Linked DNA regions of Homo sapiens: region 1 is linked to region 2. The links are chromatin loops, found by intact Hi-C in ENCODE. Cell type or tissue: dorsolateral prefrontal cortex. All regions are shown on one strand. Links, peaks and the distances in the headings refer to the core of each region. The heading gives the core; the rest is flanking DNA. Region 1 holds the start of LOC107985232 (a long non-coding RNA gene). Region 2 overlaps XPR1 (xenotropic and polytropic retrovirus receptor 1).

Region 1 (14,991 bases), core at 2,746-10,745, 540 kb before region 2:
TTTTATTATACTTTAAGTTTTAGGGTACATGTGATTCAGTTGAAACGATACATGAATGAAAACATTAAAAAATTTTTTTATTAACAGACATGCCAGTGGACCTGGGTGCTTGATGTTACTTAACACAGGTATCATTTCCACTTTTTCCCTCTGCTCCAAGCCACAGGGAAACTCAGCCATTTCCAGGGCCCTTGGCTTCAGGAAGGTCTCTTGATAAAAATTAAACTAGATCCCACCATTTCATTTAGGGGCATATTCTTTGTTTGCATTGGTTTTGTGTTGAAATGATAATATTTTTGGTGCACTGAATTAAATCAGGCCAAGGAGGTATCATCAGAAGTTACTAGGTGGGCTGTAGGGAAAGTTCTTCCAAAGGGGGCTGACTCCAATATCAGGCTTCCTTTTGCCCTCAGGTCTGCCACTTGGTCGATCGGCGATGCAGGAAGCCACACTAAAGATGGCAGGGTGGGCAGACCCTGTTGACATCAGAGAAGTGCCCCACCAGGCCCAGGCTGCCTCCTCCTGACTTGCTGTAATGAGAAAAATAAAACTGCAATTTGTTCTTCAGGTCACTCTACTCCAAAAGTCAAATAAAATTTCTGATACAGGAGCCCTGTATCTCTTATCTGTCCATCACATAGAATGAAAGGGTTTTAGGAGAAGACTATTTTAAAATGCAGGAATTTGCCCAAATCTCTGATTTGACCCAGTCAAAATCCTTGTACTAAAGAATCCTGCAGAATGCCAGGCAAAGCAGGCTCCATGCAACTGCAGAGACCTTCCTGAAACCAAGGGCCCTGGAAATGGCTGAGTTTCCCTGTGGCTTGGAGCAGAGGGAAAAAGTGGAAATGATACCTGTGTTAAGTAACATCAAGCACCCAGGTCCACTGGCATGTCTGTTAATATCCTGGACCAGGTCATGAAGGAAGTAGAAGCTACCCTACTTTTCTTTAACTTTTAACTGTCTGCAACCCAGATCAAGCCACCCAGCCAATCTCTGGCATCCATCACCCTGGAATATACCAATGCCATCTCAAAAGAACTCCTATTTTGGGAACCACCCTTTGAAAATGTCAAGAGCTGTGGGTGTCTTCAAAATGGTGAAATTACTTACCTCTGAGTTTCATGGTCAGTATATGTTGCCATCAAAACCGAGTCAAAACAGCTGGATAACCAAGACAGCATACACACTGCCACATCAAAACTCACTCCGCAATTTCAGCTTCTTACTTAAAGAAAACAACAACAATCTTCTATTGAAATTTACTTTAAAGCAGAGCTCCAATTTACCTTTTGTTTTACTTGCACAATTTGAATTCTTTTTTTTTTATTTTTTAAACATTTTTCCTAAAAAAAATTGAGAGGTATAATTCTTTGGAATATCATTTTTCTATTTCATATATGTAAAAGAAATCAATAAAATAAGTTATAGGAAAATTTGTTCCTGGTGTTATGCATGTGTGTGTGTTTCTAGAAATCTAATGTTATTATTGCAAAGCACATATTGTCCTATAGATGGTGAAAGTGAGGTTCAGGAAGGCTAAGTAACTTATGTAATATCAGACAGCTAAGAATTACTGGGTTCAAATCCAGATAATGCCCCCTCTACATCCAACTATCCCAGGACTCAGCCTCAGAGTCATAAGTTATGATCCAGTTGAGGGAGGAGAAAAGGAAAAACTAGTTGGGCAGACAGCTAAAGCTTGTCTTTGGTAAAATTCTTTCAAAATGAAAGACAGCCTGAAAAATCAAGCTACAGGCACAAATAGAGCAGCCTGGGGAAAACTCAGGCTGCAGCTGCACAGACAAGCAAGTAAGGCCCAACATAGCAGCCTTTGTTCTTGGTGTAATCAGTGGGCTCCCACAGAAAGGTTTCCTCCTCTTTTCGGGCATGTACACAGTGGGCTCCATGGGAACTTGCACAGGGAGGTGGGGGACCTACCCAAAACATAACCACAGTAACCCGAACAAGAGAAGCTGTGCTTTGTGCTTGCCTAAGGACATGCCCGCAGCTGCACAGATAAGGGGAATTACACAAACAGCTACAGAGATGAGGGGAGTTTCTTATAAAAGCTTTTGAATTCAACTGTAAAAAGGCAACCCTCTTTCGGGTCCCCTCTGTGGCAGAGGACTTTCTTCTTTTGCTTATTAAACTTTCGTTCTAACCTCACCCTTTGTCCACACTCCTTAATTTTTTTGGTCATGAAACGAAGAACTCCGGGTGATGCCTTACAACGAGAGACTGCTACATTGTGGTGCATTGGTAAGACTGTCACAGAATGAGCTCTGTCCCCTTACTGTATGTGCACAGAGATCCAGAACCTTTCAGAGATGTTCCAGTTGCCTTCTAACTGATCCAGAAAGGCAGCTTAGTCCCAGAAAAGAGTATGTAGAGGTCATCAGATGATCTCAGACAGTCTGCTGTGTCCCAAAAGGGAGATAGGGGGATTTGCTCCTGAAAAAGGCTGTGTCTGGCTGGGCAGGCCCCATGAGCACAAGGTACCTGCCCGCCCAGTTGCCATGGGTCTCAATCAATGGTTCTTAAACTAATCAATCACCTGAAGAGCTTGTAAAATATATACATCTATATACATCTTCCTGTTAAAACTTCACCTAAGATGAACTGATCTGAATCTTTGAGGGTTGGGGTCTAGACACCCATATTTTTTAAAAGCAGACTGGGAATGGGAAAGGCAGGGTCATTGGGCAGCTTACTGTGTAAATGGCTGTTCTGTCTTCCCGGCCACAGCCTGGGGGAAGCAGGACAGAGCCTAATAACAAACATGAGTAATAATCATACTAAGCACCTCACACACAACCCTGAATGCTGGTGTCCTCAGCCCCAGAAAGGTTAAGAGATGTGCCCAGGCTCCTGAGCAATAGACCCAGGCAAACTAATTCAAATGACTTTTCAGCTTCCACCAACTCTGCTGCCTGAAACTTCTTGAGAGGCGCCTGAGACAGCAGAGCTACGCATAGATGCTGGTGGAGATGAGGGCTCAAAGTAGGAAAGACTCAGAGCCTCCACTGTGTGGAGAGAGATTGGGCAGAGAGGCAGGCACCGCAACAGAGGAGCACCCTTGGGGAGCAAGTCCTGGCTGGTGTTCTAGATGGTTCTGGCTGCCCAGTATGGAGCAAACCAAAATAAGGACCACCTCTAATCCACATTAAAAAGGGCCCAGAGAGGTGAAGAGGCCTGGCCAAGGTCACGCAGCTTCCTATAGGTAGTTTCCTTTACAGAAACAATTCTTTTTTGTTTTTTTTAAGATGGAATCTCACTCTGTTGCCCAGGTTGGAGTGCAGTGTTGTGATCTCGGTTGACTGTAACCTCTGCTTCCCAGGTTCAAGCGATTCTCTTGCCTCAGCCTCCCAAATAGCTGGGATTACAGGCGTGTGCCACCATGCCCAGCTAATTTTTATATTTTTAGTAGAGATGGGGTTTCACCATATTGGCCAGGCTGGTCTTGAACTCCTGACCTCAAATGATCCACCCACTTCAACCTCCCAAAGTGCTGGGATTACAGGCATGAGCCACCGCACCCGGCCTCCTTTACAGCAACATTTCTTGAGCAACCCTATGTGAGCCTGGCCATGCACCAATGCCAGATTTAATGATATCCTTTCCAGGAGTGTGCATGTTATGAAAGAGGGCCATGGGTTAGAGTAATATTGATACGCAATCAGTCTTCCTGGGGTCAGTCCTCCCCATCAAAGGAACTTTGGTTTGAAAGCAGGCACCTCCCTGAGACAACTACACCCAACACAGCTTGGTGAGTGTCACTGTCCTGCAGCAGAACCAGAATCACAAACCCACCACTGGGGCCCAAGAGCAGCACACACCAACCATCACCACCACCTGGACACTAAAACTCCCATTCCTGCCCCCACTCCCAGCCTGTTTCTCTCCCCTACCCCACAGCAGGCACAAAGGGATCCCTGAAGGAACTTCTGAATTCACAAGCCTCTTGCAAGCGCCCCTCCACCCCACCCAGAAAGGCACCAGGGCTCTCCACTCTGTGCCGGATGCCCCTAGCTGAGCCACAGTGTCCCCAGAGCCTTGCCCTAGCTCTGGATAAAACCGAAGCTGTCAGCATGCTAATTAGGACCTTGAGAGGGTGGGCTCATGGACTGACAATTAATAACTCCATCTCTCTGTTTCCTGCTGGCATATTATTAATTCATCGGGCCTCTCCAGTGGGGCCAGAGAGATAACACAGACTGTGAAAGTTCACATTTCAATTTGAGGCTGAGATGCTGAGGAGGGGTGTTGAGAGAAGTGCCAGTCCTCCGGAGAGTGAGGGCATAGCGTGGGAAAGACTTGTCCACAGTCCCACTTCTAGGACTTGACCCTACAGAAATGAAAGTGCACATCCTAAAGGCATGTAGGGGAGGCTTACTACAGCACAGCTGGTAACTGCAAAGCAACTGGGAACATCCATTGATAGGGTTGCTGGAATAAACTGTGGTTCAGTCATGCTGAGGAATACTCTGCAGCGTGAAAGAGATGTTATGGACATCTTTCCAGAAATGGCCAAAGAAAGATGCACACCATATCCTGTAATTTTTAAAAACTAAAAGAATAAGAGCAAAACAAAGACCTATATGTGTAATATAATTTCATGTTCATCACAGAAAGAGGGAAGGGGAGGAGGGAGGGAGGGAGGGGGAATTTTTCCCAGCTTAAGTATAAACACAGGGGAAAGAAGCAACCATAACAGATGGCAGCTGGGGGAGGGGCTGAGATGAGAGAGGAGTTGAGATGGGGAGAGGTTGAGGTGGGGGAGGGGTTGAGATGGAGGAGGAGTTGAGATGGGGGAGGAGTTGCAATGGTAGAGGAGTTGAGGTGGGGGAAGGGTTGAAGTTGGAGAGGAGTTGAGGTGGGGGAGGGGTTGAAGTTGGGGAGGGGTTGAGATGGAGGAGGAGTTGAGGTAGAGAGCAGTTGAGATGGGGAAGTCTTGAGATGGGGAAGGGTTGAGGTGGGAGGGGTTAGGATGAGGAAGAGGCTGAGATGAGGGAGAAGTTGAGGTGGAGGGGGTTGAGATGGAGAAGGAATGAGGTGAGGAGGGGTTAAGATGGGGGAGGAGTTGAGATGGCGGTGGAATTGAGATGGGAGGGGTTGGGACGGGCAGGGGTAGAGATAGGGAAGGAGTTGAGATGAGTGAGGTTGAGATGGGGCAGAGGTTGAGATGGGTGAGGGTTGAGATGGGTGTGGTGAGATGGGTAGAGTTCAGATGAGGTAGGCTTGAGATGGGGAGAGGGTGAAATAGGGAGGCGTTGAGATGAGTGTGGTTGAGATGTTGAAGGGTCAAGTTGGGGAGACACTGAGATGGAGAGGGGTTGAGTTGTGAAGGGGTTGAGATAGGAAGGGATTGAGTAAGGAAGGGGTTGAGTTGTGAAGGGGTTGAGATGGGAAGGGGTAGAGATGTGAAGAAGCTGAGGTGGGAAGGGGCTGAGATGGGAAAGGGTTGAGATGGGAAGGGGTTGAGTTGTGAAGGGGTTGAGATGGGCAGCGGTTGAGCTGTGAAGGGTTGAGATGGGAAGGGGTTGAGTTGTGAAGGGGTTGAGATGTGAAGGGGTTGAGTTGTGAAGGGGTTGACATGTGAAGGGGTTTAGATGGGAAGGAGTTGAGATGGGAAGGGGTTGAAATAGGAAGGGGTTGAGTTGTGAAGGGGTTGAGATTGACAGGGGTTGAGACGGGAAGGGGCTGAGTTGTGAAGGGGTTGAGATGGGAAGGGGTTGAGATGGGAAGGGGTTGAGTTGTGAAGGGGTTGAATTGTAAAGGGGTAGAGATGGGAAGGGGTTGAGATGGGAAGGGGTTGAGTTGGGAAGGGGTTGAGATGGGAAGGGATTGAGTTGTGAAGGGGTTAAGTTGTGAAGTGGTTGAGATGGGAAGGGGTTCTGTTGTTAAGGGGTTGAGTTGTGAAGGGGTTGAGACAGGAAGGGGTTGAGTTTTGAAGGGAATGAGATGGGAAGGGGTTGAGTTGTGATGGGGCCATGATGGGAATGGGGTTGAGTTGTGAAGGGGTTGAGTTGTGAAGTGGCTGAGATGGGAAGCGGTTGAGATGGGAAGGGGTTGAGATGAGCTGGGTTGAGTTAGGGAAGGGTTCAGATGAGGAGGAGTTTAATTGATAAGGGTTGACATAGGAAGGGCTTGAGACGGATAGTGGCTGAAATGGGGAGGACTTGAGATGGAGAGAGGTTGGGTTGAGGAAGGGTTGAGATGGGGTAGGACTGGGTTGGGGAATTGTTGAGATGGAGTGACAGGAGGGGGATGCAGTTAGACCTGACCACCTGACCCCAGTGCACCCAAGCTGGGTGTGTCCAGCCAACACTGTCTCCACACCAGGAGCACTGTCCCCAGAACTGACCACTGGTCTGTCCTACTCCAAGAGCAGAAAGAGAATTTACTGAATTCCTCTGTTTTCTTTATAAATTTGGGAAGGGTTGCAGGTTCCTCATCACCTGATCAGCAGGCAGTAATGCTGCCTTTTTAGAACAGCAGTGAGGCTGAGTAGTGGGATGTGAGCACAGCTGCAGAGGGTCTGCAAGGAGGTCCCCAGGAGAGGCGGGGGCAGGGACAGAGGGGAAAGGGGGACAAGCCCTCTTCCTCACTCACACGCCAACCCTGCATGCCTTCATTCCCTCCCTGCTACAGGCTTCGAGAGAAAAAGAGGAAGAGAAAGATGGTTAAAGGAGCTAAAAGCAGAAGAGAAGAGAAGGAGGACAGTGTGGCTGGGGTATGAGCGGCTGAGGTGGGGTCCTCAGAAGGGTGCCCCACGCCCACCTCCTTCTCTGCGCCTCAGCCTTCTCACCTGCACCTTCAATGAGAAGTTATGTGCGATTAATTTTAAAGGTCTTTTCATCGGTGCCTGGAATTCTATAGGTGTCTAACTCTGCTTGGGGTCGGGGGGGGGAGCGGGGGTGTACAGCAATTTCATAAATATTTTTTTCAGCCAAAAAGGCCAAAGCGAATTCCTCCAATTATGTTCACCTCCTCCACAATGAGCACTTCCTTTTCTGCACGTGTCTTCACCCATCCCCTCACATCCAAGAGGAAAACGCCTTTGGCTCATTTGCAGCCATGGGTCCAGGCAAGCCCTTAAAGATGGCAAGGGGTTGCCAGTGGTCAGGGAGGGGGAAGGCCCTGGACTGCGGTGGGAGTCTCGGGGCGCTCATCGTGCCCTGCCAAGGCCCTTCTCCTCCTGGCTTCGCTTTCCTTTCTTGTGATGTGAGTGCTGACCACCAGGCTGCCCCAGCCCCTCCAGCTACACAGCGGAAAGCATCCCAGTGAGACTGCGGCTGCAATACACAGAAACAACCACTTGGGGGCACCATAAAAGAAGAAAAAATATCTCTTCTGAAAAAGAGGGAAAACAAATTGAGCAGCTGGCGCTAGAGGGCGCCGCTTTTCCCATTTTCTTCAAAAAGGTGGCTGGGGGCAGAATTTCCGAATCTTGACATGTTCAGAAGACTGAAGAGCCTCCTTCTACAGATATGGCCATGGGAGCAGAGTGGAGGCAGCCCAGCGCAAGGGCAGGGTGGGAGAGAGGGGACTGATTCACCTGAGCCTCCAAACAGGGAGGAGACTCTGATGGTACCACAAAAGGAAGCACAGAACGGGCCGATCCGGCTTGAGCACCAGGCTGCAGAGTCTTGGGGGAGAGTCCTCCCCCAAGGCCTGCCTTAGAAGGGAAGAACTGGGACAACAGATCTCCCCCAGCCCTTGCTCCCAGCACTGTGCTCTGGAAAAGATGGAAACCCTCTGCTTTCTCTCAGGGCATCCAATGGCTTCAGAAAGAGAAAGGGAGTGGCAGAGAGGTTATGCATTCGTTCTCTGCAAGAGATGAGAGTCGCCAGGCACTTAGCAGGGGGCCAGTCCCCCTCCTTCCCAGTACAGGACCCTCCTTGTCACAGGCGGTCTCCACTGCAAGCACAGAAAACCGCGCTGCTCGCGCACCACCTTGTTTATTCTCAAACCCAGTTCTCTAGGGAAGCATTTCTAGAACTGCGGAAGGTTGAAGGGAAAGGCGAGTCACCAGAGACCAGATCTAGAAACAGCCTCTTTTTTCTAATCCCGGGAGGACAGGTAAGGAAAATTCAAGGGTGTGTGCTGAAGTTCCCCAAAGGATCATCTTAAAGCAAATCTCTAGAAATCACCCAAATTGTGTCAGTTCCTAAGGGAAGCCCAATTCTCTGGATTCTCTGCACCTTCCTGCTCTGCTCAGAATTCCAAGAAAGCAGGGCATGTGCTCCGGTCTCTTCTTGGCTGGTGGTTTTCAAACTTGCTGTTGGTTAGTGATAACCCAGTGTGTTGAAGGCTCATGATTTCTGTGTTCCACTGGCATATGTTTTGGTTTCTGCAACCCTGTTATACTACAGCCCTAGGATCCTGAAATGCCTCGTCTCTGAGTGAGAAGGTTGGATTTTGCAGACCTGCAAACTCAGGTGCCTTCAGGACCAAGTCAGTCCTCTAATAGCCCTAAGGCAGTAGGGAATGGTGGGGAATACAGTGACCTGGAGACTTCCTGCCCCCTCTAAAAACATACACATTTAAATAAAATTAAAATATCCGATAATTCAACAAAGCACTCATATATAAGAACAAATTCTGCCATGCACCCTTTTGGCAATAGTGGTTCCACAGATTCCTGTATTCTAACAACCCGAGTGATGTCTGATGCTGGCAGCAGGTGGCAGCATGTGGACTGAGGTCTCCACTTAGTCTCACTAGATCTGCAGGAGGCTGGCCGCCTTTCAAAAGGCCAGCAAAAAAAAAAAAAAAATTGGCCCAATGGCCCTTAAATTCACCCATAAAGCTTCAAGGTTGAGACAGGTGTTGCCTTACAGAATATGTTGCTGATGCTGAATGCGGTGTGAATGCCAGTGAGACTGTTGTTTGAATGTGATCACCCCTACTAAGTCAGCATAGCTGCAGGGCACATGAGACAGAAGTGGGTGGGACTTGCAGGACTGGTTCCTCCTACCTTGTCACTCACCACAGTCCACTGACCTTCACATAAAGCACCAGCAGTCACCCAGGCTCTCAGGACCCCAGCTTCCTCACCTGTAAATGAAGCAGCTAGACCAGATGAATAATAATAATGATCATAATAATGGCTCATATGCACTGACTGTTGACCTTGTGCCAGGCACTGTGCATTCCCTCCTGTAGTCTCCCACATGCTGCTGTGGTCCGTTGATGTATACAGCTGATCCCAAGCCTAACTACAACCTCTGCACCTTGGGCTTCGGCAAACCTCTGATGCCTGTCAGTTTGAGATAATGACTTCTTGATCTGTACATATAAACATTGTTGTAGGGATGAGGCTGATGATGAAGGCACATGCGATAGATGTTTTTACGTAATTTGGATATGAACCTTTTTTATAGGGGTTGGCTAAGGTAGTAATGATGGGTAAGATTAAGGGGATTAGGGTTATTATGGTAGTGGAAAAATACATGTTTGCTACTTTTATTTGGAGTTGCATCAATGTTTTTGGTTCCTAAGACCAACGGATGACTCTAATCCTTTCAAAGTTGAGAAAGCCATGTTGCTAGGCATGGGGGCATGAGTTAGCAGTTCTTGTACACTTTCTCGGTAGACAAGAAGTTGCAGGCTTCTATTGTTAGATTCACAATCTAATGTTTTGGTTAAACTATAAGTGATAGCAAGTGACAGGCTCCTGAAGGTGAGGAACCAGACATCAAGGAGAAAAACAACCAAGCATCGGACTAAGTACTTTACATGCTGTTTTTCCTTCATAACAATTCAAAAAGGTTGCTGTACTCATCCACAATCTAGCAAAAGAGCAAAATGAGGCCCACAAAGGTTGGATATCTTACCCAAAGTCAAATAAGACATGGCTCTGTGGTGATCAAACAATAGCTTGAAGGAGGACAGTTCTCATACAACCTGTAAGTTAACCAACCTGTGTTTTACAGCTCATGAATCTCCACACCCCAGGGGCTGACCCTGGTCTAGACCTAGAGCCAGTGGTGTCCTGAGCTTCCTGGACTAGACCGTTTGGTATGGCTAGGGCTATCAGAGGCCAGGTGAACACATAGATCGTAACTATAACCATAGCCACTGTTACGGAACATTCATAAATATTCATTCACAAATAATTACTGAGGGCCCATATGTCAGCATTGCCCTCAGCACTGGGGATATGGAGTGAACGAGGCAGTCAAATCACTGATCTCACGGCACCAACATTCTTGTGGGGGTTGGTGGTCAACTGCATAGGTGATATGGCACAGTGACCAGGTGTCTATTTTAGACTGTGTGATGAAGGACAGCCTCTCTGAGGAAGTATCATTTGAGCTAAGGTCCAAATGGCAAGAATGAACCAACCCTGTTGAGATCTGGAGAAATATTCCAGGCAACGGCAGGAGCCAGGGTAGAGACATAAACAGGCATAGCCTAAATAAAAGGCGAGTGGGCAGGAGCACAGGGAACAAGGGAGAGAGTAGATGAGGCCAGGAGTTAAGCAAAGCTCAGGTCGGATAGGGCTTTATGAGCCAGCAAAAAGAGTTCATATTGTCCCTGCCTGTTGTGTCAATAGATCACATTCTCTTATTCTAGGGAAACAAAGATGCAAAGACACGTTAGCAGGCCATTGCAATGGTCCAAAGGATAGTGGCTTGGAAGAGATTGGTAGCAGTGGGGATGGAGAAGTGTTTGGACTTGGGATATGTTTGGGAGATGTTATTGACAGGGCTTACCACTGATCAGAAGTGAGGAAAAATGGAGAGAAATAAAAGATAATGAGAATATTTGGCTCGGACAACTGGAGAAATAGTGGTGCCATTTACTGAGATAAGGAAAAATGAGGGGCCAGACAGGATCAGAAGAGGATCAGGAGTTTTGTTCTAGCCACATTATGTTTTAGAAGCTGATTAGATAGACAACAGTGCAGAGATGCCAGACAAGCATTTGGCTTCAAGAGTCAAGGGTTCTTTGGAAATTTACATTTGAGAGTCATCTGCAGATATGTGGACCTGGTGAGGTCACCCAGGGAGGCTGTAGGCAGAGAAGAGGCCCAGAATAACCCTGGTGCTCATCAACATTTTGAGGACCCCCCACCAGACTATATGATCTAATAAATGTGGTCAAACTTTGCAACAGGCTTGCAAGGTAGGTATTATTTCTCTCCTCTACTCAAAAAATGCGGAGGTTACAAAGTGCCCAAGCCCACAATTTACAAGTAGCATTGCAAGAATTCAAGCATGAACTGAGTTCCCGTCATTTACCCAGTGCTGTGCCAGTTACTGTAGGGACACCAGTGAGTAGGATGGCTCAGTAGAACAAACATGGGCTTCGGAATTAGAGGACCTGGAGTGAATCCTCACTGGCTCTGTGATACTGGGCAGGTAACTTAACCTTATCAAGCCTCAGTTTCCCAATATGAAAAATCATGTTGTTGCTGTTGTTGTTGTTGTTTTTCATCTGCAAATGTCTACTGAGTGCCTATTATGTGCCCAACACAGTACTAAGTAAAGGAGACACAATGGGGAGCAGACAGACTTCTCTGCTTACAATCTAGTGGGGGACACAGACATGTAAACAGGCAATTACAATGTAGTGTGCTAAGTACTATGATTATGGAAATACCCCCTCCCTCTTTATAGAGTAAGTCATACCAACCTACGCAGACTTTAAAGTTACACATAATTTCCTTTCTTCCAGACCCATATGCAATAATAGTGCCATACAAAATGTTTCTGTTCTTCATCATGGTACCTATTATTTCCATTAGAATAAATAATACATGCAAATCACCTACCATATAGCCAGTGCTCAATAAATGGTGGCAGTCATTATCAAGACATAGGTTTTTGACCTAGTACCACCTCTAACTTCGGAGCTCATTTTTCTCTCCTGTAAATTATAAATAATAACAGCTAATTCATGAGGTCATTGTGAGGCTCAGATGAGATCATATGTATGAAAAATGTTTTAAGCTGGAGAGAACTATATTAAAGTATTAGTAAAACATTGTGACATGCCCACTTGCTAAAGTTATAAAACTTAGTACACAATAAACACTTGGTGCTAACCAAGAGGTCCTCATCACCTGAAAAGTGGGCCTGAGGAAACCTTTAAATAGGTTCTTAGGAAAACAACATTCTGTACAAGAAAATCTGCTTCATCTGAAATCACCTAAAGTACTCCTTCTCCCATCAGCATTTGGCTTACCCAGCCAAAGACAAAAAAAAAATGCAGGAGACCTCCCAGGTTGGTTTCTAGTCTGTTTCACTATCACCAGGGTCCTGACTCAGTGTCTAGGAGACAGGATTTGTAAAGCTGGTGGTATGTGTCCCAGGCTTTCACCTGTATAAGCAGTGGACAGGGCCTTGGGAGGAGCAAGATGCTGTCAGGGCTGCCCACAGAGAACCCTGCCTGATTTCCCACTACAGTAAATCCAAGCCCTGGGAAAGGACCAGGCTGCCCCTGTCCTAGAGCCAAAGGGATCCTGTCTAAAGAACATAAGTCAGGAGAAGCTGAAAGGCAGGAGACAGAAGGGAGGAAAAATTTCCATCTCTACAAAGTGCATGCAGATCCTGGGCAGCCCTGAAGTGGGGCAGAGAACAGACTCCCCACTTCCACTGCTGACTATTCAACTGGAGGACTCTGCAGTCAGCAACCTGTACAACCACACAGTGGACACAGGGAACTCAGCTGCCTCCTTCCCTGGAACTTAGCTGATTAGAATGGATATCAATTCCCCTCAATATGTTTACTTCATCATTCTTTCAGCAAACACTTATTGTGAGTCAACTGCACACTAGGCACTGTTTTGGACCCTGAAGGTAAGACAAAGGCCCTGCTTTCAAGAAGCTTGCACTCCAGTGCAAAATATCTGTGCTTGTATGTATGTGTGTGTGTTTGTGTGTCCGTTGGGGAAACAATAAGGGCTATGATGAAAAATAAAGCAAAATAAAGAGGGAAAGAGAGTGACAATGGGGGAATGCTATTTAAATAGGGTGATCAGGAAGTTCTCTCTGAGCAGAAACCTAAATGAAATGAGAGAGGAGCCATCCTGATAAATGGGAAAAGCATTCTAGGCAAAGGGACCAGCAAAAGGCAGAGGCCTGATGTGGGAGGTCTGAGTACATTCAAGGCATAACAAGGGACCAGTGTAGCCAGTGCAGAATGAGTTAAGGGGAAAGATGAAGAAATCAAACCAAAGACATTCATGCATCTTTAGGAGGCTGGCTGGGCAGGGGGAAGAGGGAGAAGATGGAAATCATGCACTGAGCTAAGGACTGATATGAAATATTTCTTAAGACTCTTGGACAGAAACTACTTGTTCTACCTTTCTAAATCCTTTGTGAATCAAAAAAGAAAAAGTAAGGATCTTTAGCTGCAGTTGGGGAAACAGAGTCTAGCAGGGAGGGGCAGAGGCAGGGAGGCTCATTAAGAGGTGGTTGACATTATGATCTTGGGCAAGTGACTTAAACTCTCTATCCCCCAAGTGCAAAAATGGGGACAATAATGGTAATAATGGTACCAGCTTCAATCAATTATTACATGGATAAATTAATTAATATTTATAAAGTACCTAGAATAGTGCTGGGCATCTAGTATCATATACGTGTGTGGAATAAAAATAATAAAAGGTGCTTGGACCAGGGAGACAGCAGCAGAGGTGGTGAATGGTGATCTGATACATTTTGAGGGGGGAGACACTGGGGATTGGCAAGAATTGAGTGTCAATGTGAGAATCAAAATGACTTCAACATTTCTGGCCCCAGCAACAGAAAAAATGTAGGTTTAATGAAAGAGAAAACTACAAGAGAAGCAGGTTTGGAGAGAAATCAATATTTTGATGTTAGACATGTTCAGCTTGAGATGTCGATGGATGTACAAGTAAAGATGGTGAATAAGTGGGTGGTATCTTAAATTCAGGGAAGAGGTCCTGAGTACAGACACCAATTTAGAGGTCAGCAGTATACGATGCTAACCAAAGGTCTGGGACTGGGCAAGAGCACTAGGAAGTAAGCACTGGTGAGAAGAGAACAGGCTGAGGACCAAGCCCTGGGACATCCAGTGTTTAGTAAGGATTGGGAAAAGGAAGTGGAAACTAGCAAGAGATTGAGAAGCAACCCACAACATAGGAGGAGAACCAAGAGTGGGTATCGTAAAAGCCATGTGACAAAACACTTTCACCTGTACTCCTAGCTCAGGAGGCTGAGGCAGGAGGATTACTTGAGGCCAAGAGTTTGAGATCAGTCTGGGCAACACGGCAAAATCCTGTCTCTAAAAAAACATAAAATATAAAAAATAAGGACAAAAGAGTTTCAAGAAAGAGGAAGTGATCAAATGTTGCTGCTAGGTCAAGGAAGATGGACACGAAGGAACACCCATTGGATTCTGCCTTGGGAAGGCCAATGTCACCATGTCAACAGCTGTTTGTTTGCCTGGGACAAAGACCTGATTGGAATGGGTTCCAGAGAAAATTGTAAGAAAAAAAAATGGAGACAGAATAAACAAAGGGGCTCATTTTTCTCTACATGGGCAACAGACTCCACATGGAACTTGAGGGGTGGTCAGTCCACAGTAACAGAAGGTAAAGGCCTGGTACCAGGGACCAGATGCAGCAGGCGGTCAGTGCAGTGGATGGAGCCTGTACATGCCTCTCCTGATTGCTGCTATTTTCCCAGTGAAGTAGGAAGGCAATTGTAGTCATGAGCTAGGAGCGAGCTGGCAGGAAATGATGGGATTTGAGAGTTAAGGGAAAAGCATGTGAAATAATCTCTAGAGGAGTGTGAGAGTGAATAGAAAAGGGAAAAGTAGTAAGATTTCTGGGCAGGACTAAGGGCCAACTGGAGGTGGCAGTCATCAATTCACAGTGAGGTCAATCGGCGTGGTTGTGACTTTTTCTATAGCTATGGTCACCTGCCCATATGTACATGAAGAATAGGGGAAAGTGGGATTTAGCAGGGCTGAAGTCTTGCCAGACAAGGTATAACAAAGCAGCAGAGGGA
Region 2 (14,991 bases), core at 2,610-10,609:
TATACGAGACTGTGTACTTAGTAGATATACTGAATCCAAGGCAAACAATAGGTTATTTGATTGTCCTCCTTAGGTTGATGGCACCATACAAAAAACTGAGGGTGGCTTTGATTTGACGATAAAATAAACCAAAGGTTTGCTACAAGGAAACATACTTCAGTTGCAAAGTTGTATAATGATTCTCCTCACTTTAAGGGAAACTCTCATCTTGTTCTCACTTCCTCTTCCACCATAAATAAGCAAACATATTCTGGAAGGCTGTTTTCTAGGGGCAACTCAGTATCAGTTTTGATAATTCATACAAGAAAGGCATCATGAGCCATGCCAATCAACAGGCTCCTCTCTGTTCTCAGGCAAACTTCCTGTATGGACTACCTTAGGCTCTTCCAAACCTAATGAGATGTTTTTACTTTTTCATATTTGGAGAGTATGCTGGTTAGATCATTGGTTTGTAACACCAACCAGTGCAAATTTCTCATGCTATCATATAATCAACTCTGTCCCACATTACCATGTGCTCTAACATTGTATAGACTTAAAATACAATGCAGAAAGTTGAGAGTTTGTAGGATTTACTATCAAGACTGACTTCTGAAATGCAGAAACGTATGTGTTTGCATTTAGAAAACCTTTAACACTCCTTGTCTTAGCTAATGATCACAAGCAAGAAAAATTTAGATCACTCAGAAAAAGAATATGAACAAAGCTGATAAATTGGATTTATTCTTCTTTACCTAACTTTTGCAGAAGTTCTACCAAAGCTTCAATTGTCTTCACCTGGTCACTAGAGACCGTATCTGTAATGACACTGAATTCCTATTAGATTTGAGAAAAGTGTGGTGATTTTGTAGTTGAGAGAGCTACAAATTCAACTTTCTTTTTTTCTCTCAGAAGCTATCTCAATTTTAAAAACTCAAATGTTATACAGTAAGAGGTACTTGTTTTTTGAGAGGAAAATTTCATGTAAACCATTAAAAGAAAACAATAATGACCTGAAATCTGCTTACCAGATTTGTATCCCACATTTTAAAACAATGCCACAGATAGGGTTATTTTCTTAATTATTTTCCTTAGAATAAGAAATTTTTGTGGTCACTGCTTAGAAAACTGCATTTGGGAATAAATAATTATTTCCTGAATAATGCAAAGTAATGGGGAAAAGATGATAGGAAAATAAAGGCAGGTCTTTCCCAGCAATTTAATAACCACTAAGCGGACAGATGGAGGCATCACCTTCGCGTCATCAGGCTCACGTACTTTCCTAACTGCCTTGCTGCGGCTTACTGCCAACGTCCAACATCTTCTTGCTCTTCTCTGCTATCTCCAAAGTTATTTCACTTATCTTCAATGAATGTCTGTTAATCTGATACCTGCATGACTCAATACTACTTTACTTTTTTCTGTTCTTACCTTGCCGTAGTTCACCTATCCAGAAATGGATGATCTGCTTTCTCTAGTTACTGTGAATGTACTTTGGTCAAAGCATGGTGGAAAGATAATATACATCAACACGTTACTTCTGGTAAAGAGCTCAGTTAAAGTCACAGAACTCTCATGTTTAGAATATCAGGAAGTCAGGGATCCTAGGGGCTGGGGCCCATTTTCCTTCTTTAAACGGTTTTTATAAGTTACTACTGAGGTGAATGGTGTTCTCCCACACCTTTGCTTCTGACGGAAGTTAAGCAGCTTGCCTAAGGAGCCTAATGGTAGAGTGCTGAAAAAAAGTTGCACATGGGTTTTTGACTACTTTCCAATCTTACAAATGACCATCATAACCTAATGATTTAATCTTTGATTTCATTGTTTCTCTGTATGCTATGAAATCACCAATTACGCCACTGTAATGGTATAGGCAGCCTTAAATATAGGCACTCATTTGTGCATAGACAGTAAACCACTCTTGTCTTTTAATTTCTCTACACACATCAATGCTTTCTATACTACCATAAAATGAAAAATGAGTTTTATTCATTTATTTAGACTTCCTCTTCATTCCTTTGAGGACTATTTTAATTGATATTAAAAACTGAGTGATTCTCCAAAATAAAACTAGAATTTCTAAACCTAAAATCAAATGAAGTTTGTATTTGGTTAGGTTGCTGCTCCTTTAAAATGAGTCTGTGATTTTTTTTGTTTGTTTTTGAGATGGAGTCTTGCTCTGTTGCCCAGGCAGTGGCAGTGGAGTGCAGTGGCATGATCTAGTCTCACTGCAACCTCTGCTTCCCAGGTTTAAGCAATTCTCCTGCCTCAGTCTCCTGAGTAGCTGGGATTACAGGCATGCGCCACCACGCCCAGCTAATTTTTGTATTTTTAGTAGAGACGGGGTTTCACCATGTTGGTCAGGCTGGTCTCGAACTCCTGAGCTCGTGATCTGCCCACCTTGGCCTCCCAAAGTGCTGGGATTACAGACGTGAGCCACTGCGCCCAGCTGATGTTCATTTTTAAGAATTCTATTGAGAGTTTCAGTGTATGGGAGCCTCCAATCAAATTGTAAGGTGGACACAACATTCGCAACTGCTAGGGCATATAAAATTTAGGAGAGGAAAGTGCACATTGCCTTTTTTGAAAGAAAAAAATTAAATGTATGCTTTGTCTCCCAAGCTCTCTTGATGAGGAAAAGTCCTCTTTTCTCTTTACAGCTTTAAGAGGAACATAAAGCTGTGTACTTAAATACACATTTAAACTTCTGTCACATAGCAAGCTGAAAGTTACATAAGCCTTATTTTTGAATAGACTATGCCAATCCGACAAACACTTCAGAAAAGGATTACATCTATCATTGCATCATATGTGAAAGAATAAGACCGATTAGGGCCTAGAACTGTAACAGTTGAAGAAAGACTAAACTGGCCATAGGATACATTAATGTAAAAACACTGGGGAATTCAAACAGCAGAAGTCAACTGTAAGATTTTATGTGTGCCATCATAGAGATTCACTAATAAAGAATAAAGTTAATAATTCAAATGTCTCTGGATACACATTAGTACCACCAATTTTATTTATATAAGAAATGCCTGGTCCACTGGACTTTTCAATTTAACTCAGTAATAATTACTGCTGTTTCTTGACAGACCAGTGATATTTCCCCCATAGTTTTAAAGTACAAAAAACAGAATAGTTAGGGGAAAAAAATCTCAAGTATAAATAATGCAACCTTTAACCTACCAAGGGTCACTAAATTGTTAACACTGATTATTATAAATGATTCAATTTATTTAAACTAAAAAGCATTAATTAAACATTTCCTCTTCCATTTGGGCCAAGGGACATGCTTAACAAAACACAAAAAAGCAATAGAAGCACAAAGTTGTATGATTTTTTCAGAAAACAAAACAAAACAAAAAAACCTCGATTCAAAAAGGGAACACATTTTGGAAGCTAGTCAGAATAAAGATGGAAGAAACTACTTTAAAAAGAAACTATTTGTCAGTTAATTGATAAAAATTTTCTAGTAACAGTAACTTTTACTGGAGTTACGACAGGGATGGGTCAAGACTTGTAATACATGGTGGAAGTGCTGATGATAGGAGTGTATTAAAGGGCAGTAACCGAATGTTTTGACTAAGCGAATGGTAATAGCTGCCCTTCCACTTATTTGTTCCTTTGTTTATAATTAAGCTGAAAATTATAGGACTAAATTTACTTTCATGAATCTGCTGGTATTGACTTTGAAATTTTCATTTGGGTCTGGGGGTTATTAAAACACATTTTACCATGTCCTGGAATTTATATTAATTTTGTTAGATAATGAAATGCTAAATTTAATGCCAACCATATTCAATAAAGTAATATCTCTTATGGTTTTCAGGCTTATTTGGATGACTAAGGAACAAAGGGAAGAAATGAGACAAAGAAGTGACAATGGGCACTGTGGACAGATCATAATAGTCTATAATTTCTAAGCAGTGTACTTTTCATGTATGACCAAGTAAAGATCCCTAAAATTTTAAAACAGGTTTTCTATGGGATGGCATGAAATCCAATGTTCATCCTTTAAAACTGCTGGGAGAAATGGCTGCCAAGGTCTTTTGTATCAACATAATATGAATGAGGAAGTATAATTTGTTCCATGTGCTCAAAAATATAGTTTCCCCATGACAGACTTTTAATTTGATCAAATTCTGGCTAAAGTGGTTGAACCCAGAAGAAAAACTATCTAGTGAGGGCACACAGAGCCTCTGAAATAGCTCTGTCTTCTGATTCAGAGCTAGTAAAGGTCACGCTACAGGGACCATACATGTGGATGCATAATAAGGCATAGCTTCAGCTGTTAAGGTTGAAATATGGGCCAGTGTATTCCACATCTGTTCCTTAAAAAGTTAAAAAAATTATCAGAACCTCTTCCATGAAATTCAGCCGGTGGTGTGAAGTGTGGGATTCCTTGTTATGAGAGATATGCTCAGGACTCTAAAGCAGCAGCAACTTAAGAAGTTAGCAATGAAACTTTGGCTTAAAATAAAAACAAAGAAAAGAAAAGGTCAAACTGGTGCAAGTTGTCTCCTGAAAGAGGTATGTGGGACTGACCCTCATAAATGTCATCCAACGTAAGTTTCCCCTGCCTTCTTTTACTGTTATCACCTTCATTGCACAGGAGTTATATCATTCTGTATGGTTAAGTTTCATAAATAATGAGAAAACTATGTGTAACAAATACATCATATTTCCCACCCACCCAGCAACCCTTCCCAAAATAAGAAAAGTTACATCAAATTAAAAAGTAGCTTCATGAATGAAGGTACTGCTTTAAGTTGCACTTTTCCTGCAAGTGCGGCCAGTGCCTTTGCGCTGGGTATGAAGGAAAGAAAAAAATTCTCCACATAAACTGACAAAAAATTTAAAAACCAATGTCCGGTTTCAACCAGTCAAAACCGGGCTGAGCGGAAGCCGAGATATCTCAGTACCGTCCCATCAGAGGGTCCTTGCAATGCCTGTTCTTCATCCTGATAGGTATCTATGTCCTTGTGATTGTAAACAATCCATAAGATACTATGTTTTGTTTCTTAAAACATCCTCTGATTGGCAAATGAAGTAAATATTTGTTTTGAAAATAGAAAATTAAAATTAAACCAGAAGAAAAGAAAAGAAACACAGTGAGCTTGTTTGGAGTCCATAGGATCCGATCCGGAAGAGCTCGGAAAATGTGTTATGTGTTTTCTCCTGTTTTCGGCTGGAAAGGTACTAGAGGTTGCGTTGGTCGAGGAAAGGATTGTAGAGTAGGAAAACCAAAGATGTTAAGCTAGACTTCAGAAAATTCAAGTGTTAGCTTCATCATCTGTGTCTTCTATCAATACCTTAGTGTCACGAGCCTTGGATCTAGTGGTAACAAGGGGGACAAAAAGCACTTAGTCCATTACCCAAATATAAACACTTTCACAGTATTAGACACATTTCCAGTCTTACCATCATTAAACATACATCCTAAACAGGGACTATCTGCTGTACCAGACGGATTATTCTAGAGTTTCCTATTCAATTTCAGATACTATTGGAAAAACACTAAGAAACTAGATCACAACCAGAGGAAGGTAACAAGAACAATGGCAGGGTATGTGCAACGCAGAAGGTAGTGATCTGGGTTTGAGTACTGACTTTGATTTTTTTTTTTTTTTTTGAGACAGAGTCTCGCTCTGTCGCCAGGCTGGAGTGCAGTGGCATAATCTCAGCTCACTGCAACCTCCGTTTCCCAGGCTCAAGCAATTCTCCTGCCTCAGCCTCCTGAGTAGCTGGGATTACAGGCATGTGCCACCACGCTTGGCGAAGTTTTGTATTTTTAGTAGAGATGGGCTTTCACCATGTTGGCCAGGCTGGTCTCAAACTCCTGACCTCAGGTAATCTGCCCGCCTTGGCCTCCCAAAGTGTTAGGTTTACAGGTGTGAGTCACTGCACCTGGCCACCTGACTTTGATTTTATGATGCATCTATTTAACCCTTTGAGTGCCCGTTTCCATCTCTGTAAGGCAGGAATGGTAACACCGATTTCACTGAATACCACTTTCACCTCATGGAGACAGTATGCATATCAAGTGAGAACATGGATGAAAAAAGCATTAAACAAACTTAAGAAACTGGCTGGTTCCTGTAATCCCAGCTCCTTGGGAGGCTGACATAAGAGGATCGCCTTAGCCCGGCAGTTTGAGACCAGTCTGAGCATCACAGTGAGACCCTGTCTTAAAAAAAAAAAAAAAAAAAAAAAGCCAGGTATGATAGTGCAAACCTGTAGCCCCAGCTACTCAGGAAGCTGAGGAAGGAGGATCATTTCAGCCCAGGAGTTCAAGGCTGCAGTAAGGTATGATCACACCACTGCACTCCAGCCTAGGTGACAGACTGAGACCATGTCTCCAAAAAAAAACAACCAACCCCCAAAAAACAAATATAAGAAATTGTGATAAGGATGATGAGGATAAGATAAAACACCACTTGAGGCATACATGAGAAACCAAAAGAGTTAGCCAGCAGAAGAGAAGACCTAAGGAGAGGCATAACAGTTATTTCTCTTCAAAGAGTTGACAACATACAATGCAGAAGAGGGAGGAGACTCATTATAAGTTATGTGAGAGAGCCCAAATAGGATCAAATTGTTAAAGTTATAGTGAAATTACAGTGAAGCACATTTCAGCCCAACATAAACCATTTACCACTATAAATACCAACAATAAAATCAGGTGGCTGAGTGTGGTGGCTCTTGCCTGTAATCCCAGCACTTTGGGAGGCCAAGGAGGGAAGACTTCTTCAGGCTAGGAGTTTGAGACTAGCCTGGGCAACATAGTAAGACCCTGTCTCTATAAAAAATAAAAAATTAGCTGGGCAGAGGGGTGCAGGCGTGTAGTGCCAACTACTTGGGAGGCTGAGGTGGGAGGAGTGCTTGAACCCAGGAGGTTGAAGCTGCAGTGAGTCATGATCGTGCTGCTGCATTGAGCCAACCTGGGCAACGGAGCGAGATACTGTTTCAAAAAAACAAACAAACAAAAAAACCACACACATTAAGGATATGCTAAAGGTTGCATGAGTGATAAAGTCAGTACTGAAACTCAGATCTTATTTTGGATTCCCTGCTCTCTCCGCTGTACACCAACTGTTCCATTCCTAATGTCTTACTCTTGGTGCAATCTGGTTTCCCAGAGTTTCTCCGTTAAACACCTGAAATGGAACAGAATAATCTATTGCCAAAGAGCCCCTTCTTTAAGCAGAAATAGTATATGTTTAGATTGCCCTCTGCTGGTAACTAACAAGGATAATTAGACTTCAAAATCAGGAGCTCAATGAGGTCACCAATCACACTTAGCATTTTCTTCCAGCCCTTTGTGGCACTTATCTCACTGACCCACTCAGTGCTCCCCTGCCCCAGCTTCTTCAAACTCTGCTTCCTTGGGATCACAGCACCAACCATGCTTTGTTTTGATGCTCTTCCTATTACCTCCCTGACTATTCCTACCTCTTTTGTTTATTTTCTTTTTTTCTCTTGTCTGTGTTTGTTCCCTGGCTACTATGGTTGAGCCAGGGATTAAGACTCAGTTCCCTGCTCTCTGCTTTTCTCTGCCTTCTTCAGAGAACTTCCAAATCTCTATTTAAAGTTCAGCAGGTTCTACTCTACTCCTCTATATCCAATGAGTTACTGATACTACCTCCTGTTTCTTACTTCCTTCAAAACATCTCCTTATGTTCCTTCTGGTCCAACAGTAAGCATCCTGATCTGAATTTTCACTGCCCCATACATTGAAGTACTGCATAGCTTTTCATCTGGCTTTCTGGCCTTCAGTTTTTCCCTTGCCTAATATATCTTACACAGTGCTATTAAAACTTCCTAGGATACTACTTTCACAATGTCATTCTTCTACAGAAAAATTCTCTGTGACTCGTGGCTGGGTGCGGTGGCTCATGCCTGTAATGCCAGCACTTTGGGAGGCCAATGCGGGCGGATCACGAGGTCAGGAGATCGAGACCATCCTGGCTAACATGGTGAAACCCCATCTCTACCAAAAACACAAAAAATTAGCTGCGTGTGGTAGCGGACGCCTGTAGTCCCAGCTACTCGGGAGGCTGAGGCAGGAGAATGGCGTGAACCCAGGAGGTGCAGCTTGCAGTGAGTGGAGATTGCACCACTGCACTCCAGCCTGGGCAACAGAGCGAGACTCCATCTCAAAAAAAAAAAATTATCTGTGACTCATTCCTGCCTACAAGATCAAGTTTGCATTTTCAGCCTTTTACAATCATACTTCATCTATTCAGCAAAATTATTCTTACTATAATTCTAGTCACATGGTTTTTCTTTCTGCACTTCATTTCTACCTTTATGTTCTTTACTGTGTCTCTAGTCTATTCACTCCCTTATCCTTTAGAAAACCGTTCATCCTCAACCTAAGCCTCCTTCATTCCAATCTACTGTGCTATCTATTGTCTCTAAATTTCATATGCAGTCACCATATACTGTACATTTATGGTAACTTTTAGCAACATACGTAGTCAATGACTGATAAAAATATTGTTGTAGGTATTTAATAAGAAGATAAAAATAGTAATAGTTTATTCTTAGTAGGCTCTTTCTGTGAGGGAACTGGTCCAAGTTCTATGTAATAATGAATATAATCCACTTAACCTCCCTATAAGCAAGAACCATATTAATTTCAATTTACAGATGGGGGCAGAAAACAGAAATTAAGTCATTTGGTCAAGGCATAGATGGCAGGATTCCTAAAGTTTATAACATAAAAATTATTTGCATACACAACACACAGAAGAGTCAAGTATTAATAAATCACTCTCCAACAACCTTTTCCTCCAGACAGTGGATCTTTAGTGCCAAATTACTAGGTTATGCACTGATGACATTTACTCTATGTGCTCATTTAGACAGTCATAGGTTGTATCATATGGAATTGCTGCTTATTACTGTTTTTTTGTAGGTGAAAAATGGCTGAGTATTGGCAATTTCATTTGGTTCAACCTGATAGCTTTTTAGCTTACATGCTACCCAATGCTAAAACTCAAAGGAAATATGCCTCACAGAAGTAGAAGCCATACATACTGAGAAGCGAGGCGAGGCCGGCGCAGGGATATGCTCTGGTTGTACTTCCATGACCGATTCTTCTGGCGGTTTCGTACCCCATCATCCTGGTCCATCATCTGTTCTAGGAGAGTCTGATCATCTGCGTTCAGGGGGGCCACAGAGATGTCCCGCACAGCACGGAATTCACCACAGTTATTCAGATGTTCATTCTCCAGGCGGAAGAAGTTCCACACAAATCGCCTTAGCAAAATGGGGTAGATCAAAGTACTTATGAAATTGTAACATACTTCTGCTACCTGTAAACCTCCCAGTGTATCAAGTTTCCACTCATGGAAACAAAAACAAAGAATTAAGGGCTTGAATATTAAAATAGGGAAAGATGGTGTTGCGGGGAGGTGGTGGTGGGGGGGTAAGGGAAACAAGACTAGACTATGAAAAAGGGAGGGACTTATGCAATGCAGTTTTAGAGTGCTCATTCTTTCAACTTATTTGACAAATATTTACTGAATGTCTGCCATAAGGCAGTAAAGGCACAGAATGACTCAAAGCCTTTTTGCCCTTATGGGGTGTAATTTCTAGTGGTGGAGACAGACAATGAGCAAGTAAACAATCAATCGGCTAATGATAACTACTGTGAAGAAAATAAAGCAGGACAAGGGAATAGAGTATGCCATCATTAAGACTGGTTAGGGAAAGCTTCTTTGAAGACATGGCAGCTATTGAAAACCTGACTGATACAAAGAAGCAAGTCATGTAAAAATCCTGGAGGAAAGCATCCCAGGCAGAGGAAAATGGCAAGTATAAAAAGGCAAGTTGGAAACAACAGCAAGGTCAGTGGGGGCTAAGAATAAGTGAGGTTAAAATAGCAGGAGATAATGATGGAGGGGTGGAAGAGGGCCCACCCACAGAGGGCCTTATAACCCATAGTTTAAATTTTAGGTCTAATGGAGAACAATGAGAGAACAACAGGAGAATGAAGTGATTTGTTTGAAAAAGGTCCTGCTGAATGGTGAAGAGATCAAAGGGAGACAAGAACAGCTGAAGACAGACCAATTAGAAGGGCTGTTGCAGCAGTCCAGAAAAGAGATGATGGTGACTTAAAGGTGGTAATAACAGAAGTGATGAGAAGCAGACAGACAAAGGATTTATTTATAAAGATGGAGCTGACAGGACTTACTGACATGCGATGTGAGTCGTCTTAGGGTTTTTGGTCTAAGGGAAAGGTGACACCATTTACTAAGATCAGAGATGCAGGGCTGTTCCTGTTAGGTTAGAGCTAATCATTAGATATGGGAGAATTCAGTAGAGAGGTGGACGAGAGTCTGCAGTTCAAGGGAAAGTTTATGGCTGGAGATAGCATAAAGACAGTATTTCACATAATAGGTTTAGGAATAATACAACTAGAGGAGACAAGAGGGCAGAAGATTAAATCCTGGAACACTCTAACACTTAAAAGTTTGGGGGGAGGAGGAAGAACCAGTAAAGGAGTGGACAAGGAATAGCTAGTGAGACAGGAGACTGTAGTTTCTGAGAAGTCAAGTGAAGAAAGTGCTTTGCTGGGAAGTAAAGTAAGGTAAATAAGTACAGAGAACTGACAAGGGGATTTAGCAAAATGGGCAGTACGATCTAAAAGCACAGGCTCTGGGAGACTGTCTAGATTCAAATCATGGCTCTACCACTTGCTAGCTGTAATGACCTTGGATGAGTTACTTAACCTATGCTTCAGTGTCATCAGTAAAAGACATGATAACAGCACCTACTTCCTAAGATTGTTGTGAGGATTTAATAAAGGTAAAAGGCTTAGAACGCTGTCAGCTACATAGTAGGCACTACAATATTATTATTATAGATTATTAACAAAAGTGGTTTAGTTTGAGTATTGGGAATACATACTTGAATGAAAAAGAGAATGGGAGAGAAGTGAGAGTGGAGACAGCAAGTGCAGACGCCTCTTGAAGAGTTTTGCTATAAAGGACAGCAGAAAGATGGGCAGTAGTTGGAGAGAGAAAGCTGATCTAAAGATGGTTTTTTTGTTTGTTTTAAATGGGATAGAACATTTGATTTAGTTAGTAAGCAAATGATTTTAAAAAGAAAATCGTCATGAGGTATTTTTCTTTTTTTACTAGAATTTCTTTTAAAAAATTGATGAAGTAGCACACATGAAAGAGAAAGAAGTGGGTGGGGGAAGGTGGCAGCAGCGATGGGGAGTTCAGGTGCCAGGCCGAGGCATTCAGGAAGGTGAGGAAGGGAAGGAGCACTGGTCTGGAGAGAGCTCTGATGGCAGGTGGATTCCAGAGTCATGCTTTCTCTCTCAGGTTTATCTTCCGTTTCCAGCTTCTGTCTTATTTTAACAGGCAGTGTTTGTCGATCTTGACTTAGACGAATGTTATACACCTATCTGAAAATATCTTTATATCGTCTTATTTGTGAAAGATATCTACACTGGGCAGAGTCTAGGTAAGCAGTTATTTTCTTTCAGCACATTAAAGATTTCATTTTAATAATTTCTGACTTTCACTGTTGCTGTTGAAAGTTAGTCCTTCTTTCTCTTGGCTAATTTGCCTTTTTTTTTTAAGATAAGCATTTCAACAGAAGTATATCACACATAAAGTATGCAAATAAAAAATGTACAGCTTAATTATCATAAAGGGACTCACTGTGTAATTACCATCCAGAAATATGAAATACATTACCATACACTGAAAACCACCTTTAGGGTTCTTTCCTATGTTAACTTCCAGAGAGTTCATTGATTTACTCTTCATACTTAGTTCTACAATCCACCTGGAATTGATTTCACACACAGTATACAGTAGGAGCTGGGAACCATTTTTTTCCATATGGATATCCAGTTGACTCAATATCATTTATTAAAGGCCCTCTTTTTCCACTGTTATGTAGCCACCTTTGTCATAAATCAAGAAGTATCAAGGTATGCACGAGTGGATTTCTTTCTGTACTCCCTATTCTGTTCCAGTGGATTGTCTATCCTTTCACCAACACCATATACTGTCTTACTCACTGTAACTATATAATCAATTTTGATATCTGACAGTATAAGTCTTTTAACTTTGTTCTTTTCAGGATAGTCTTGGCCATTCTTGACCTTTCATATTCCCATATAAATTACAGAACTGGCTTGTCGATTTTCTCACGTCTACACAGCTTTAATTAAACCTATTCCTAGGTATATATCTGATATATTCTGATGCTATTCAAAATGATATGGTTTTTAAAATGTTCTTTTTCTAGTTGTTATGACTGTTTTTAAAAATGACTGATTTATATTATGTTGACCATGTATTCAGAACTGTGACATTAGATCTAATTATTTGTAAACTATTTTGAATTTTCTGTGTAACTGTCATCAGTGAATAATTATAGTTTTATTTTTTCCTTTCCAATTATGATAGTTCTTTTTCCTCATTGCGCTAGCTATACTTTGATGATATTAAATAAAAGTGGGAACAGCAGACACACTTGTCTCATTCCTGATTTCAAGGGAAAGTTTATAGTGTTTCACTGTTAAATATGTTCTTGATTGTGTTTTTGTAGAAAACATTTTTTTCATGAACAGGTATTGACTTTTATCAATGGCCTTTTCTACAAATATAGAGGTTCTTTTTCCCCCTTTATTCTGTTAATATAAGTGAGACAGGTTTCTTTCTTTTTTTTTTTTTGAGACAGGGTCTCCCTCTGTTGCCCAGGCTGCAGTACAGTGGTGCAATCTTGGCTCACTGCAACCTCTTCCTCCTGGGTTCAAGCAATTCTCCCAACTCAGCCTCCTGAGTAGCTGGGACTACAGGCATGCGCCACTACTCCCGGCTAATTTTTCTATTTTTAGTAGAGATGGGGTTTCACCATGTTGGCCAGGCTGGTCTTGAACTCCTGACCTCAAATGATCCACTCACCTCAGCCTCCCAAAGTGCTGGGATTACAGGTGTGAACCACCGTGCCTGGCCCTGATTGATTTTTGAATGTTAAATCTTACATTCCTAGAACGAACCTAACTTGTATTACCCTTTTTATATATTGTTGAATTCATATGCTAATATTTCATTCAGGATTTTTACAACTGTGTACATGAGACAGATTAGTTTTTATTAAAATGTCATTGTAGGCTTATATATCAAAGTTATGCTGGCTGCAGAGAACAAACTAGAAAGTGTTTCCTTTTATGCTCTTTTTTTTTCTGGAAGAGTTTTGTATAAAATTGGTTAATATTTCTTCCTCAAATATTTGAAAGAATTCCTGGGCCTGGCGTTTTCTTTGTGCAAAGTATTTTAACATGAATTTAATTTCTTTAATACAGATTTTCTATTTCTTCTTTATTGGTTTTGGCACACTGCTTTTTCAGTAATTTGTCCATTCATCTAAATTTTTAAATTTATTGATATAAAGTTGCTCATAAGATAGTCTTACTCTTTAAATAAATGTCTTTAGGTTTTTTGATATTCATAATTTGTACTTCCTTTTCTTTTTTGCTTTATCAGTCTTAAGTACTTTATCAACAGTATTTGGCATTTTAAGGAAATTAAGTTTGGCTTTATCATTAATAATTTTCTGTATTGTGTGTTTGTTTTCTGTTCCATTAATTTACGTTCTTTATATTTACTTCTACTTTCTTTTGGGATTTGCTGTTTTTTAAATCTTTCTTATTTCCTGAGCTATATACTTTTCTGATATATACATGTAAAGTTACACATTTCCTTGTAAGCATGGCCCTAGCTGCATTTTACATTTTTCTCTTTTATCACATTTTCAATTACATTCTGTTCAAAAAAAAATTTTTTTTTTTTTTTTTTTTGAGACGGAGTCTTGCTCTGTCACCCAGGCTGGAGTGCAGTGGCATGATCTTGACTCACTGCAACCTCTGCCTCCCAGGCTCAAGTGACCCTTACACCTCAGCCTCCTGAGTACCTGGGACTACAGGCGCGCACCACCATGCCCAGCTAATTTTTGTATTTTTTGTAGAGATGTGTTTTGCCATGTTGCCCAGGCCAGTGTCAAACCCCTGAGTTCAAGTGATCTGCCCACTTTGGCCTTCCAAAATGCTGGGATTACAGGCATAAACCATCATGCCTGGCTACTCAAAATATTTTAAAATTTGCATTACAATTTTGACCTGGGGTTATCAGACATGTACTGCTTAATTTCTAAACATTTGGGACTTTTGAGTTATCTTTTTGTGATTATAATCCCTGCAATTTGTTGAGACTTCCTTTATGGCACAGTGTAAGGTTAATTTTGGTAAATGTTCTACATGTATTTAAAAGAATATGTATTTAGTAGTTGGATGCAGTTCTCTACGTATGTCATTCAGGTTTAATTAATTAACTGACCCGTTATTTATCTATCACTGAAGGAAATATGTTAAAATCTGAAATTGTAAATTTACTTGTAGCAACGCCAGCTTTTGCTTTACAAAATTTTAAGGCATTTTATTAGGTGCATACAAATTTTAATTGGCAGTCACAAGTGAATTTCAAAGTCTACAGATTTGGCAAATTTCTATAGTGCAAAGGTAGTGTTAGTGCTCTGTTTATCTTGGGGCTCCTGTTTTCATTTAGATTTTGGATTATCTTGTCTGATTTTTTTTTAGAATATTTAAACACTTTTTTTTTTGAGACGGAGTTTTGCTCTTGTTGCCCAGGTTGGAGTGCAACAGTGCAGTCTTGGCTCACTGCAACCTCTGCCTCCTGGATTCAAGCGATTCTCCTGCCTCAGCCTCCCGAGTAGCTGGGATTACAGGTGCCCACCACCATGCCCAGCTAATTTTTGTATTTTTAGCAGAGACAGCGTTTCACCATGTTGGCCAGGTTGGTCTTGAACTCCTGACCTCAGGTGATCCACCGGCCTCGGCCTCCCAAAGTGTTGGGATTACAGGAGTGAGCCAGTGCACCTGGCCAGATTTAAACACATTTTATCTAGCATTTTTATTGTTTTCAGTGAGAAGGCTGGGCTGAATAACTCAGACTGCCAAAT

Evidence for each region. A loop is a pair of places that touch in the nucleus more often than their neighbours do. Peaks named below come from ENCODE experiments on the same cell type or tissue, not always from the same donor. Only the 100,000 strongest peaks of a DNase experiment are listed, where the experiment ranks them.
Region 1: a loop joins it to region 2, with 3 times the contacts of the local background. A loop is called at or near these places in 11 of 110 quality-filtered maps.

What each region holds. Positions count from the first base shown.
Region 1 is chr1:181,417,455-181,432,445 of GRCh38, reverse strand. LOC107985232 (a long non-coding RNA gene) reads right to left here and starts at 12,705. Exons shown (of 3, transcript XR_001738319.2): 1 at 9,011-12,705; 2 at 1,115-1,229; 3 at 57-530. It also overlaps a transcript of CACNA1E not described here. RefSeq lists enhancers at 1,865-2,144, 7,584-7,673, 8,653-8,702. In dorsolateral prefrontal cortex, for the core only: CTCF peaks have their summits at 7,128, 7,342 (motif pointing right) and 8,668 (motif pointing right); DNase peaks (open chromatin) are centred at 7,355 and 8,705; H3K4me3 peaks cover 443 bases; H3K27ac peaks cover 65 bases.
Region 2 is chr1:180,874,331-180,889,321 of GRCh38, reverse strand. XPR1 (xenotropic and polytropic retrovirus receptor 1) reads right to left here. Exons shown (of 15, transcript NM_004736.4): 14 at 9,025-9,246; 15 at 1-5,316. The coding sequence ends at 5,256. Among named protein-coding and RNA genes, the nearest start is that of LINC02816, 25 kb to the left of the region's middle. In dorsolateral prefrontal cortex, for the core only: CTCF peaks have their summits at 6,994 and 7,201 (motif pointing left); no DNase peak of the experiment used is centred there; H3K27ac peaks cover 1,242 bases.